Regions from separate parts of the Homo sapiens genome. Here region 1 is linked to region 2. Evidence: chromatin loops called from intact Hi-C (ENCODE). Cell type or tissue: chondrocyte. All regions are shown on one strand. Each heading gives the region's core, and the rest is flanking DNA. Links, peaks and the distances in the headings are about the cores only. Region 1 overlaps LRRK1-AS1 (LRRK1 antisense RNA 1). Region 2 overlaps LRRK1 (leucine rich repeat kinase 1).

What was found. A loop is a pair of places that touch in the nucleus more often than their neighbours do. Peaks named below come from ENCODE experiments on the same cell type or tissue, not always from the same donor. Only the 100,000 strongest peaks of a DNase experiment are listed, where the experiment ranks them.
Region 1: a loop joins it to region 2, with 2.7 times the contacts of the local background. A loop is called at or near these places in 3 of 110 quality-filtered maps.

Annotation. Positions count from the first base shown.
Region 1 is chr15:101,111,839-101,117,200 of GRCh38, reverse strand. The region is part of intron 1 of LRRK1-AS1 (LRRK1 antisense RNA 1); the gene reads left to right. Among named protein-coding and RNA genes, the nearest start is that of LRRK1-AS1, 37 kb to the left of the region's middle. RefSeq lists an enhancer at 4,426-5,212. In chondrocyte, for the core only: no CTCF peak of the experiment used is centred there; no DNase peak of the experiment used is centred there.
Region 2 is chr15:101,050,611-101,055,972 of GRCh38, reverse strand. It overlaps LRRK1 (leucine rich repeat kinase 1), which reads right to left. Exons shown (of 34, transcript NM_024652.6): 24 at 4,013-4,262; 25 at 2,885-3,051; 26 at 2,553-2,750; 27 at 750-1,027. It overlaps LRRK1-AS1 (LRRK1 antisense RNA 1), which reads left to right. Exons shown (of 3, transcript XR_001751724.2): 2 at 5,194-5,339. Among named protein-coding and RNA genes, the nearest start is that of LRRK1-AS1, 99 kb to the left of the region's middle. RefSeq lists an enhancer at 1,923-2,543. In chondrocyte, for the core only: no CTCF peak of the experiment used is centred there; DNase peaks (open chromatin) are centred at 2,326, 4,022 and 4,918.

The DNA.
Region 1 (5,362 bases), core at 276-5,275, 61 kb before region 2:
GGAAGCTACGGCTCCATGAAGCTCTTTGGAAGAATTACAAGCAAAGCCAAAGTTATATTGTGGCCTGGATCTCTTTTGGAAGTAGGTGATGTATAAATTCTTAATTAAGGAGATATACAATATTATATTTGAATTTTCAGGCCCAGAGCCATCCTGGATAGCACAATGAGTGGAAGGGAAGTCTCTTATGTCCCCTGAACCTCCCTCTTCGGGTGTCTGCTTCATAAAAATTGCCAGAGAATTTGCTTTCCCAGAAGAGATTCTGCCTCCAGACCTCCTGGCCTGGGTGGGGACAGAGCATTTACCTTGCCAAGCTATGGGAACAGAGGGACTGTCCCTTTACAGGGCTACAGGGTTGCTGAGCTAGTAGGATGCATCTTTTTAGCTCCTTTCATGAGGGGAGGCCTACCTGTGATAAGATGAGATAGAGAGGCCCTGGATAGAGCCATACCTGAAGCCACCTACTCAGACGCCTCAGTTATATTAACCTACAAGTCCCCTCTCCTTTTTTTCCTACAGAAGATGGCTTGTGGTTGACAGAGCCTTGCCCACTGTAAGCACCAGGAAGCATGCAGTAAGAAGAATGTGGGCTTCCTCAACCATCCACCCACAGGCTGCTCTTGACTCAGGCCCTGTGATGTGTGCTGGGGGCCCAGGGATGAATTATGTCCTCAGTTACGACCTCAGTCCATTGAAGGGTCACTGAGACAAAGCCACGCTGCCCTATGCTGAATATTGGAAGGGTGGGTGGGAAGAGACTAAGGGAGGGCTTCCCAGAGGAGGTGACACCTTAACTCAAGGGAAGAATGGGGCTTGCCAAAGAGAGGAGAAAGCGTGGGCACAGGCCACGAGGCTGTCAGGACATGGAGTGTATGAAGAAACCGCAGGCAGTGAGCCGGGCCAGACTTCCCTGTGCTGGGGGAGGGTGGAGCGGTGGGAAGACAGCTGCAGCCCCCACGCCAGTCCTGCAGGGGCCCCAGGCTGGCCCTGCTGCGTGGAGTGTTGGCAGGAAGAGGCTGGAGGGAAACTCAGGAAGACACGCATGGCTGAGAACAGTGGTGGGGGAAGGAGGGGAGAAAGCCATTTTCTTTCCAGCCCCAAATGGTAAAGAAATGACCCTCCTCCTGCACAAATTGGAGTTCCTGCAGCTGGAAAGAAATCGGCTCATGCCATGTTTTATGATGCCTCGCCTGGGCCAGGCGGGGCCAGTACAGCCTGATGTGCTCACAGCTGGCCTGGCTGCCCCCGAAACCACAGTGACTGTCCTGCTGGCCCGGCCCTGGGCCCCGGGCCTCCACGTCCAGGCTGGAGAAACTTGGCTCCCCTGCAGCTTTCAAAATAAAGTGGTTTTTATTTCATATTCACAAGAGAAGGTAACAAAATATAATTGGGGTTGCTGCTTCTCATATTATTTATGCAGTTCTCCCCCCATCTCTCTTCCCAAAAGCAAGCCACAAAGGGGTCTTTGTTCTCTGCAAGTTCAAAGTCAGCTCCTCCAAGGGGAAACTTATTGGCGATTACAAGGAGGAGGTTCAGTTTTACAACGGCTGGCTGTCAGACCAGAAATATGGTACGCGTCAGGGTTCCGGTGGGAGCCGGCCAGAGTGCGGTCTGCAGGCTGCAGAAGCCATGTGAATGATTTCCAGTGAAAGATAGGGCAGGAGTGCCAGGGACAGGGGCAGCAGGAGCCACTCACGTCTGCTAGGCACACTCTGTCTCCATAGCCTCAGTTTCCTCACCTGTAGAATGGGCATCTCCACACTGGACTAAACCAGAGGATTTCATTCAGTCCTTTGGAGCCACGGGGCCCTGCCAACGCTCTCAGAAAAGAGTGGGCAAGACTCAGGGGCACGCATCCCCACTCCTGCCCTTCTGAAGGCTTCACTGATTGAATGTCCAGGTCAGATTTTTTTTTTGAGAAAAAGGTTTTTATAAACAAAAATCAGTAAAATCCTAGCTGGGTGCCGTGGCTCATGCCTGTAATCCCAGCACTTTGGGAGGCTGAGGCAGGGGGATGGCTTGAGCCCAGGAGCTCAAGACCACCCTAGGCAACAGAGTGAAACTCCATCTCTAAAAAAGTTTTTAAAAATTATCTGGGCATGGTGGTGTGTGCTTCTAGTCCCTGCTACTTGGGAGGCTGAGGCAAGAGGATGGCTTGAGCCCAGGAGTTTGAGGATGCGGTGAGCTGTGATCCTGCCATAGCACTCCAGCCTGAGACCCCATCTCTAAAAGGAAAAAAAAAATTGCAATAGCCTGGCCTGGATGAGCTTGAAGGCTCACTCCCAGCATCCTGTAGGAAATATGGCGCAGACAGGGCCTCCACCCTCAGCTGTCTGTGGCTCCTCTCGCCATGGTGGCCCCAAGTGGGGAGAATCCCAGGGATCTGGGTTGCCAACATCATGTCCCCTAGACACAGAGGGCCCATAGGGGTCCTTGGTGAGCATGCACTGGCTTCCTTAGCCACAAAGCTGTCCTGGGACCTACGCCTGGTTGAGGGTCCTTGAGGCAGCAGCCCTGGCCTTGGCTGCCCTGGGAGGCATCATTTTAATGAAAGCAGCTATTTCTGCAACAGCGAAAAGACCATCAGTGGGATTGCAGGTCACCTTTGCAGCTCTGGGCTGTCCATCCCCAGATGCAACATGATGTGGGAGGCCGGAGGCTCTGGCAGGTCCACGCTGGGAGGACTGGCCTCTTCTCTCACCCTGATGGAACCCCTGCAGGCCTGGCCACCAGACTCAGGGCCCACGACCTCCCAGCTTTCATTCCAGCTCCATTCCCAAGGAAGCCTGGGAAGTTGGGGGTGGGCTGGGGGAAGTGGTATGTCCCAGCGGCCTGTGCCTGCCACCGGAGCTCTTCACCATCCACCAAGAGGCGGGGGCCCCTGGGGGGAGAGTGGGGGACACCTGACCCTCCTTTGCTGGGAGCAAGAACTTCATTTGGGAGACCAGCGATGTGTTTCTGCAGCTCCAGGACGATGATATCGGGGCAGGGCAGGGAACTGACGGTGGGAGGAGGAGGGGCTTCCAAAAACAATGAAGTCTTCACCCTCCCTCTAGCCTCAGAGAGATGTGGCCCTCCCTGGTGAGATGCTCGGGGAAGAGGGAGAGAAGAAAGGAAGAGAGGGAATGTGAGGTGCCTCCTGTGTGCACTTCATGGAAGCCAGAGGGAGAAGGAGAGCATGGGAGGGGCTCCCTGCCTGCCTCCAAAATCATTCCAGAGCATTGATCTTGGGGAATTGCAGAGCAGAGGCCAGGCCTAGGTGAAGGTGGATGCTGAGGATCCCCCCAGGGCAGAGGACTATCAGACTGGAGGTGAATCCTGGGGGCCCAGGATTGCCTCCCTCAGTGGCCTCTCTGTCGCCCTTGCTGCCGGCCGTTGAATTCACTGATAAACATCAGCCCAGGGAGTTGAGACCTCAGGGCCCCTGGAGAAGATCTGTGCAGGCAAGAAGCGATCTGCTGAAGCCACAGTTCAGGGTCCTCTTTGCTCACATCATTTTACGTGAAAGAAGCTATTTCTGTGATAATGAAAAGGCCACGGCGGGGTTGCAGGTCGTCTCTGCAGCCCTGGGCTGTCCATCCCCAGACGCCATGCAATGTGCGAGGCCGCTGGCTCTGGCAGGTCCACCCTGGGAGGGCATCATGCTGCCAAGGTCCTCCAGCACCCACAGAGCTTCTCCCCACCTTACAGACAGGGAAACTGAGGTTCACAAAGCCAGTAGAGGTTAGGATTGGGGTCATTCCTGGGTCTGCTGACTCCACTCTGCTCTTTGCCACTTGATATTGGATGGGAGCAGGGCACTTACATTTAACACCGTGTGTCCTAGGGGGCAGGCGCTACACCCTGCACTTACCTGTGTTACCTTGTTCAATCCTAACACCATGAGTGGGTATCGACCCATTTTGCAGATGAGAAACTGAGGGTCAGAGAGCCTAAGTAAGTTGTGAGTGTGGATTGAAACGCAGACCTGCTTGACCCTAAAGCCCTGACCCGCTCTACCCCTGTGGAGCTCTGCGGCCTTCCCAGGGTGCCTCCCTTGAAGCTCCCTCGGCGGCCCAGGGGCATGCCCTAGGGAGCTTTAAAAAGGCTCATGTCTGGACCCCAGCCCCTGAGATTCTCATCTACTGGCTGGAGTGTGGCCTGGATGTCAGGGGTTCTTGGTGTTCCCCGTGGCCTTTTCTGGCAGCTGGGTTGAAAATCACAGTTCCAAAGGATGTCATCAGCCTCGAGGCCAGGCAGGGCCTGAGCTTCCTGCCCCGCTTTCCAGCCCCAACTTGCCCAGGAGAGCGAGGAGTGGAGGAAGCAGAGGCCCTGGCTGGGTGCATTTTGAAGGCAGTGAGCCTGGCCTGCCTGAGTCTTGGGCTCACTGAATATTCTCCCTGGATCTGGGGTGCCTGCTCAGAGTGAAGTCCCTGAGTGTGTTTACTTTTCCAAGAAACCCGCTGGGCTCATGCCACCTCTTCCAGCTTCCCGACCACCCAGCGTGATGTTGGACGCCTTGCTCCAGGTGTCCCTGTGAGCCTCGTGCTCTTGCCCCTGCCTGTCACGACCTGGCACAGCCTGGCTCATTTATCCGTGTGCTTATTTATGTCAGTCTTACCCACCTGAACGGACGTCCACGGCATGGGGGACCTCATCTGTGGCATCTGTCATGGTGTCCCTGGGTCTAGCACAGTGCCTGGCCCCTGGAAAGCATGTGTGTGGAGGAAATGAATGGATGGGGACGGGCTCACACCTCTGGGTGCTGATGTCATGTGTGACTTGAGGCTGATAAGCCGAGACCCCAGTGACTAAGCTAGTTGTAGGAAACCCTCAGTGCAGGGGGCTGAGCAGAAAACCCCTGGGAAGAAAGCCCTGCTGAGTGCACAAGCCCTGTCCAGGGTGGGGAGGGGCTGGCAGGCCCCAGACTAGTGTCCAGCTCAGCCTGGGCTGGGTCCTGGGGATCTGGGATACGGTGGCGCACCCTCGACCCTAAAATTGCCCCAGGCTTGTCCCCCCTGGGGTGAGGTAAGCAGGTCTGATGCACACGTCCCTTGGTACAGTCAGAACCACCCAACCCGAATACTTTACACTTCGCTCTTTAAGTCGCGCCTCTGCAGCTGTGGCAATGGGTGGCCCCAGTTTGTCTGGTGACTGAGCCGCACAGATGTCCGTTTGGAGACGGCAACCTAGGGACTCACACATGCAGGGAGCTGCTTGCCAGCGATGGGTAACCCGGCTCTCCTGAGGGGGCCTCAGGGGGTGCTGCAGCCACACCCACCCTAGCTCCCCTGCCCCTCCCCAGGGTCCCCTGCACATGCAGGGCTGGCTGGGCTGGAGGATCACCTGCAACCCTCAACCCCTGAGGGTCCCCAAACCTGTG
Region 2 (5,362 bases), core at 177-5,176:
TAATCCATACATGCACAGGTCATTCCTACAGGAATTAGTCAATGACCATCTGTAGAATCACCAGATAATAAGAAATTATAGACAAGGGAATTTTAATGCTGGGTGATCAATTAACAAGGCTGGCACTAGATGTAATACATGCGTGGTAAGATGACTTCAAGTTGTGTGTGTGCCTGCATCTACCAAGTAGCCATCAGGGATAAATGTTATCAGAAGATCAACATTTAGTCATTGTCTCAACTGAGGCTGGCAGTGCAGTTGCCAGGGGATGCCAGCTTGCTCTTTCACTCTTCTCCTGGTTTGGCATTCAACTTGGCCAGCACCCTGTGGCCGGGACTTAAGGCCAAGGGTCTTTACCGTCCTTATTCTGTCTGCTCCTCCTGAGTGCCCTGCAAGGCTGGTCCTGTGTCCTCACTGTGGACATCTAAATGTGAGTTGGAGCCCAAATCCAGACCTGTTTCTCTCTTGGACTCTTCATCTGCTGTTTACAGCCTCTACAATGTTACTGAATCAAGGTCTGAGAAGGCTGATGCTAAGGAGAAGTCAACTTTGCTACAAGCAGACAGACACAGGCCCCTGCACCCTTCTGGTTCAAGCCAGAACCTCCCTCATTGAGCAAGGGAGAGTGAGAAAAATGTGCTTTTGGGGATGCTGAGCCCCGAAGCTTCAGGTGCCTCCAGGACTGCCCGGCTAGCCTGAGGGCTGGGCTCCTACACTGTGGGGCTGGGCCAGGGGATCCAGGCACGTACCTTCTCATCATATACAATGCGAGGCCTGATCTCTGGGGCCTGGTAGCCAGGAGTGCCCTCCACGCCTAGGGCGCCCTCATGGAATGACTGCCTCGAAATCCCGTAGTCAGATAGCTTGATGTTGATGTGCTCCTTGACGTCAAGGGACCACACCAGAATGTTGTCCGACTTCAGGTCACAGAAGATGATGTTTTTCTTGTGCAGGTAGGCCAGGCCCGAGGCGATCTGGTAGGCTATTTTTTGGGTGAGCATGTGTCCCAGGGGTATAAAGGAAGAATCTTGCAAAGAAAAACAATTTTCAAATGTATCAAAATTTCAGTTTTGATAGAATCAAATTATCATGATAACAACTGTCTTTTTGTCTTCCGATCTCCCTAGATACTTTATGATTTTTTTTCTTTTTTCTTTTATTGAGACAGAGTCTCCCTCTATCACCCAGGCTGGAGTGCAGTGGCATGGTCTTGGCTCACTGCAACCTCTGCCTCCAGGGTTCAAGCAGTTCTCCTGCCTCAGCCTCCCAAGTTGAGTAGCTAGGACTATAGGCGCGTGCCACCATGCCTGGCTAATTTTCGTATTTTTAGTAGACATGGGGTTTCACCATGTTGGCCAGGCTGGTCTTGAATTCCTGGCTTTAAGCGACCTGCCCGCCTGGGCCTCCCAAAGTGTTGGGATTACACATGTGAGCCACTGCGCCTGGCCCTTAGATACTTTATATTCCATTGACACATTCTCACTATTCACCAGACTGCCATAAAGGACAGAGAATGGCCTGGTTAAGTGAAACAGTATTTAGGATAGAAATGCTCATCGCTGTAGCTTCATTCCTGATATCTTATTCCTGGAATTGCTGGCATTTTGCTGAATGAGCAAGGGTTCGAAATCTCTAGAGTTCACCTCAGGTCAAGGCTGTCCTACGTAAAGGGGTGAGAGGCAAGTAGAAGCATTTTGTTTGGCTGGGCGTGTGGCTCATGCCGGTGATTCCAGCACTTTGGGAGGCTAAAGTGGGGGGATCGACTGAGCTCACAGTTCGAGAACGACCTGGGCAACAGGGTGAAAGGCCATCTCTACAAACAACAACAACAAATTAGCTGGGTGTGGTGGCGTGTGCTTGTAGCTACTCGGGAAGTTGCGGTGGGAGGATGGCTTGAGTTCAGGAGGTCAAAGCTGCAGTGAGCTGAGATTGCACCACTGTCCTCCAGCCTGGCCAACAAAGTGAGATCCTGTATTAAAAAAAAGTAAAGAATTCTGTTTAAAAAATTATCTTCCATTGAGGCAGAAGTGATTGATTTTCATAGCATTTCTTCTTCCTTAGTCAAAAGACAGCTACCTTTCACCCTCTGGCCACTCTGGAGTTTAGCTGCTCTTTTCTCAAGGTAAATTACTTCGACATTTTATGTTAAAATATGGTCCCACTGACCCTGCGGTCTCAGAGTCTCAGCAGCCGTGTACGTGTGCAGTTGGGAAAGTGATTCAATGCAGCTCCCGTGCTCGGTGCCCTCCCAGCGAGGCCTGTTACCATCCTCCTTTTACAGGCAAATAAACTCAGCGGCTTTCCGGACCGCGGCAGAGCCTGGTCTTAGCCGACTCCAGAGTGTGCGCTCCCCCGTCCTCGCCAAGGCTCTGCCTAGTGACTGGACCTGGCGGGGAGCCTGGCCTCGCAGCCAGGGGATGGTCACACGAGCCATGGGTTGGGCGTGCCCTGGGCTTGCCAAGGCCACCTGAGGCTCTACCCCCCGTGCCAGGCAGGAGGCGCCCGGGGCTCTGTCGGTCTCCGGGGCCGGGTGGGGCGGCGCGCCGCGGTACCTCTGGCGTTCTCGGACAGCACGGTGTTGAGGCTGCTGAGCGGCGCGAGCTCCAGGGCGAAGCAGAGCGGGTGGATGCTGATGCCGATGAGCGCCACGATGCAGGGGTGCTGCAGCGCGTGCAGCATGCTGGCCTCCTGCCGGAACTCGGAGAAGTTCTTCATGGCATCGGTGGCCCGCAGGTGCCTCAGCATGGTGTCTGCCAGGGACAGCGCAGTGTCAGCCAGTAGGACATGGGGTGCCTGCAGCCTCAGGCCTCTCTAAGGCCGCACAGAGCTTAGACCCGGGCAGCATATGTCTGAGAAAAACAGCACCAACCTGGGACCCGCTTACCTGCCGGTACGTTAGCAAAGTTCTTGAATTTTTTGATGTGGAAGCGCTTGACGGCCACAGGCTGGCCCTGGTACCGGGCCCGGTAGATGACGGTGCCACTGCCGCCCTGGCCCAGGACGCTGCCCTCGTCCTCGCTGTGCTCCAGCTTGCTGTTCTCCAGGAAGAGCCTGCCACACACGCCCGGCATCAGCCACATCCCCCCCGCCCTGATGCGGGTGGGTCCTGGGCTGGGTCATTTGCCCCAACGGCCGAGAGTCATGGTTCAAAGCCATCTGTGAGGCTGGACAGATCTGGGCCACCCCGGCCCTGCCACTTGTGGGTGAGCACACCTGGGTAGGTTATGCAGGCTTGCTAAGCCTCAGTCTCCTCTGTACAGAGGGCTCTCAGGACAGGAACGGCCTCAGAGGTGGTGATGGCTGGCACAGGGTGAACCCCACAGAAGTGGTGGCCGTAGAGAAAGGACCCCTTTGGAAGTTTTCTTCTGAAAGGTGACGTTTCCTATTTCCTCCCCGATTCTCTCTCTAGTTATGATCTTGGGTTAGCATAGGTACAATAAACTCTAAGAACAGATTTGAGGGGTCCAAGGCTCAGCGCTAGGGCTACAGACAGGAGTCAGCGTTTGACAAAGAAGGTAAACGAGGCTCTGGGTGGGAGCTCAGCGCTAGGGCTACAGACAGGAGTCAGCGTTTGACAAAGAAGGTAAACAAGGCTCTGGGTGGGAGCTCTCCCTTCTCTCCCCTTCCTGAATGCTTGAGGAGCACTGGCTGCACTTATCTGCTGGCCCTAGAGCTGGTGGGGAGGTAGGAGTGGAAAGGAGAGGCAGCTCAGGAGAGAGCAGCTCTGGCTACGAGGGGAAGGGGGAGCCGTATGGGGAGGCAGGATGGCTGCACTTGCAAAGCACTCTTCCCAGTTGGGCCTATCAAGGCCTCCAAAATGGAAAGCCGGCAGCCTGGTTCCTTTCAGGCAGCCGAGGATGGGAACCTAAAAGGTACTGAGATTGGTGGGAAGCCATGGCCGGGGCACCTGCCCGCCCCAGAGGGGTCTTCCTGGAGATCACTCGGCAACTGCACAGCGAGGAACGCCCCCTGTGACCTGCACTGTGTTCTGGGAGGGGCCTTCGGGGCATACCTGGCCGGGAAGTCGGTCATGAACAGTTCAGGGACCAGCTCCTGCAGCGGCACGGGGAGGTCCGGGTGTCTGGGGCAGGAGATGAAGTCCCGCTCGATGGCCGTCAGGACACAGTCTTCCATGTCGAAGTACTGCACATCCTCTGATTTCTCACTGGGGTCCGTGTGCTGGGCCCAGGCTGTCTCGCAGACCGGGCAGGGCACGTACTGCTCCATGAGTGGCGTCCCGTCGCTCTCTGTGGCTGTCAGGGCTAAATAAGGACAGAGCAGGAGACAGCTTCACAAGAAGGTGGTGCAGGAGGGCCCCCCGAGCAGCACTCTGCACCCCAGGCCCTGAGGCCTTCGCAGCAGGGGAGCTGCCTGTCCTGGCCTGTACCCAAGAGACAGGCTGAAACCCACTGCCACATTCGGGTGCCTTTTTGGAGAGCGCAATTGTTTGTCCTGAAAGATGTGTCCAGGGAGGGTTCAGGATGCTTCCGAGAACTGTCCAGTGGTCGGGACACTGAGCAGGCTGGCTGGGGGGCCTGAGAGGAGTGGGGGGATCCCTCCTGCATGACTGGGCCCTAACAGGTCATCGCAGACTAGGTGTGAGCTATCCTCCAACCATCACGGCAGTGGGGAAGGCACCCTTCTTACAATTAGAAACATCAGGTTTACAATGTCCATGAAGGGCAATGCAGGGGCAGAAATGAGTGCAAATTATCATAGACGAAACTCAGTCACCGGACACGGGATTCCCCCACGCCTCTGAGAGGAGGTGCAGAGAAACACCCTCCAAGATGCCCTGTGGAGGTGCCCTCAGGGCCGGCCAACTGCCTGCTTCATGCAAGGTAGGAGGTGGATGCCTAGAACTTTCCAGGCACATCTGATATCTGCAGGTCCATGTGTAAGGCATCCCGTTGGGAGGGGCCCCTGGCTGGGGATGCTGGCTCCAGGCGATCTGTCTCAGGTGCTCACCAGAGCCCTTTCCATCTCAGGTGACTGTCTAAGGGACCCACCTGTCAAACTGCCCAGCACCTGCTGTGTGGGGAACACTGGCTGGTGGGGAGCTGCAAAGTGCCCAGAAGGGTTCACATGGGCCTAAGGGCCCCCTTAGACAGCCAAGTGCCTCCCAAATCACCATGACACGCACACCCAGCTGACTTCTCCGAGGGCTCCTTTCTAAGCCTTTTTTCCTTGTAGGTCACCCTTCCTGCCAACAGTGTGAAGGACCCCAACCCTGACAGAGACCAGACCCTGGGATCTGGAATGTGTATCCTGAGTGCATTCTGCCACTGCCTCTTAGCCACCTTCCCTGATGCTGTCTGGGATGCAGGCATTGCATGCAGGTGAGGCCGGCCCAGGAGGCCGG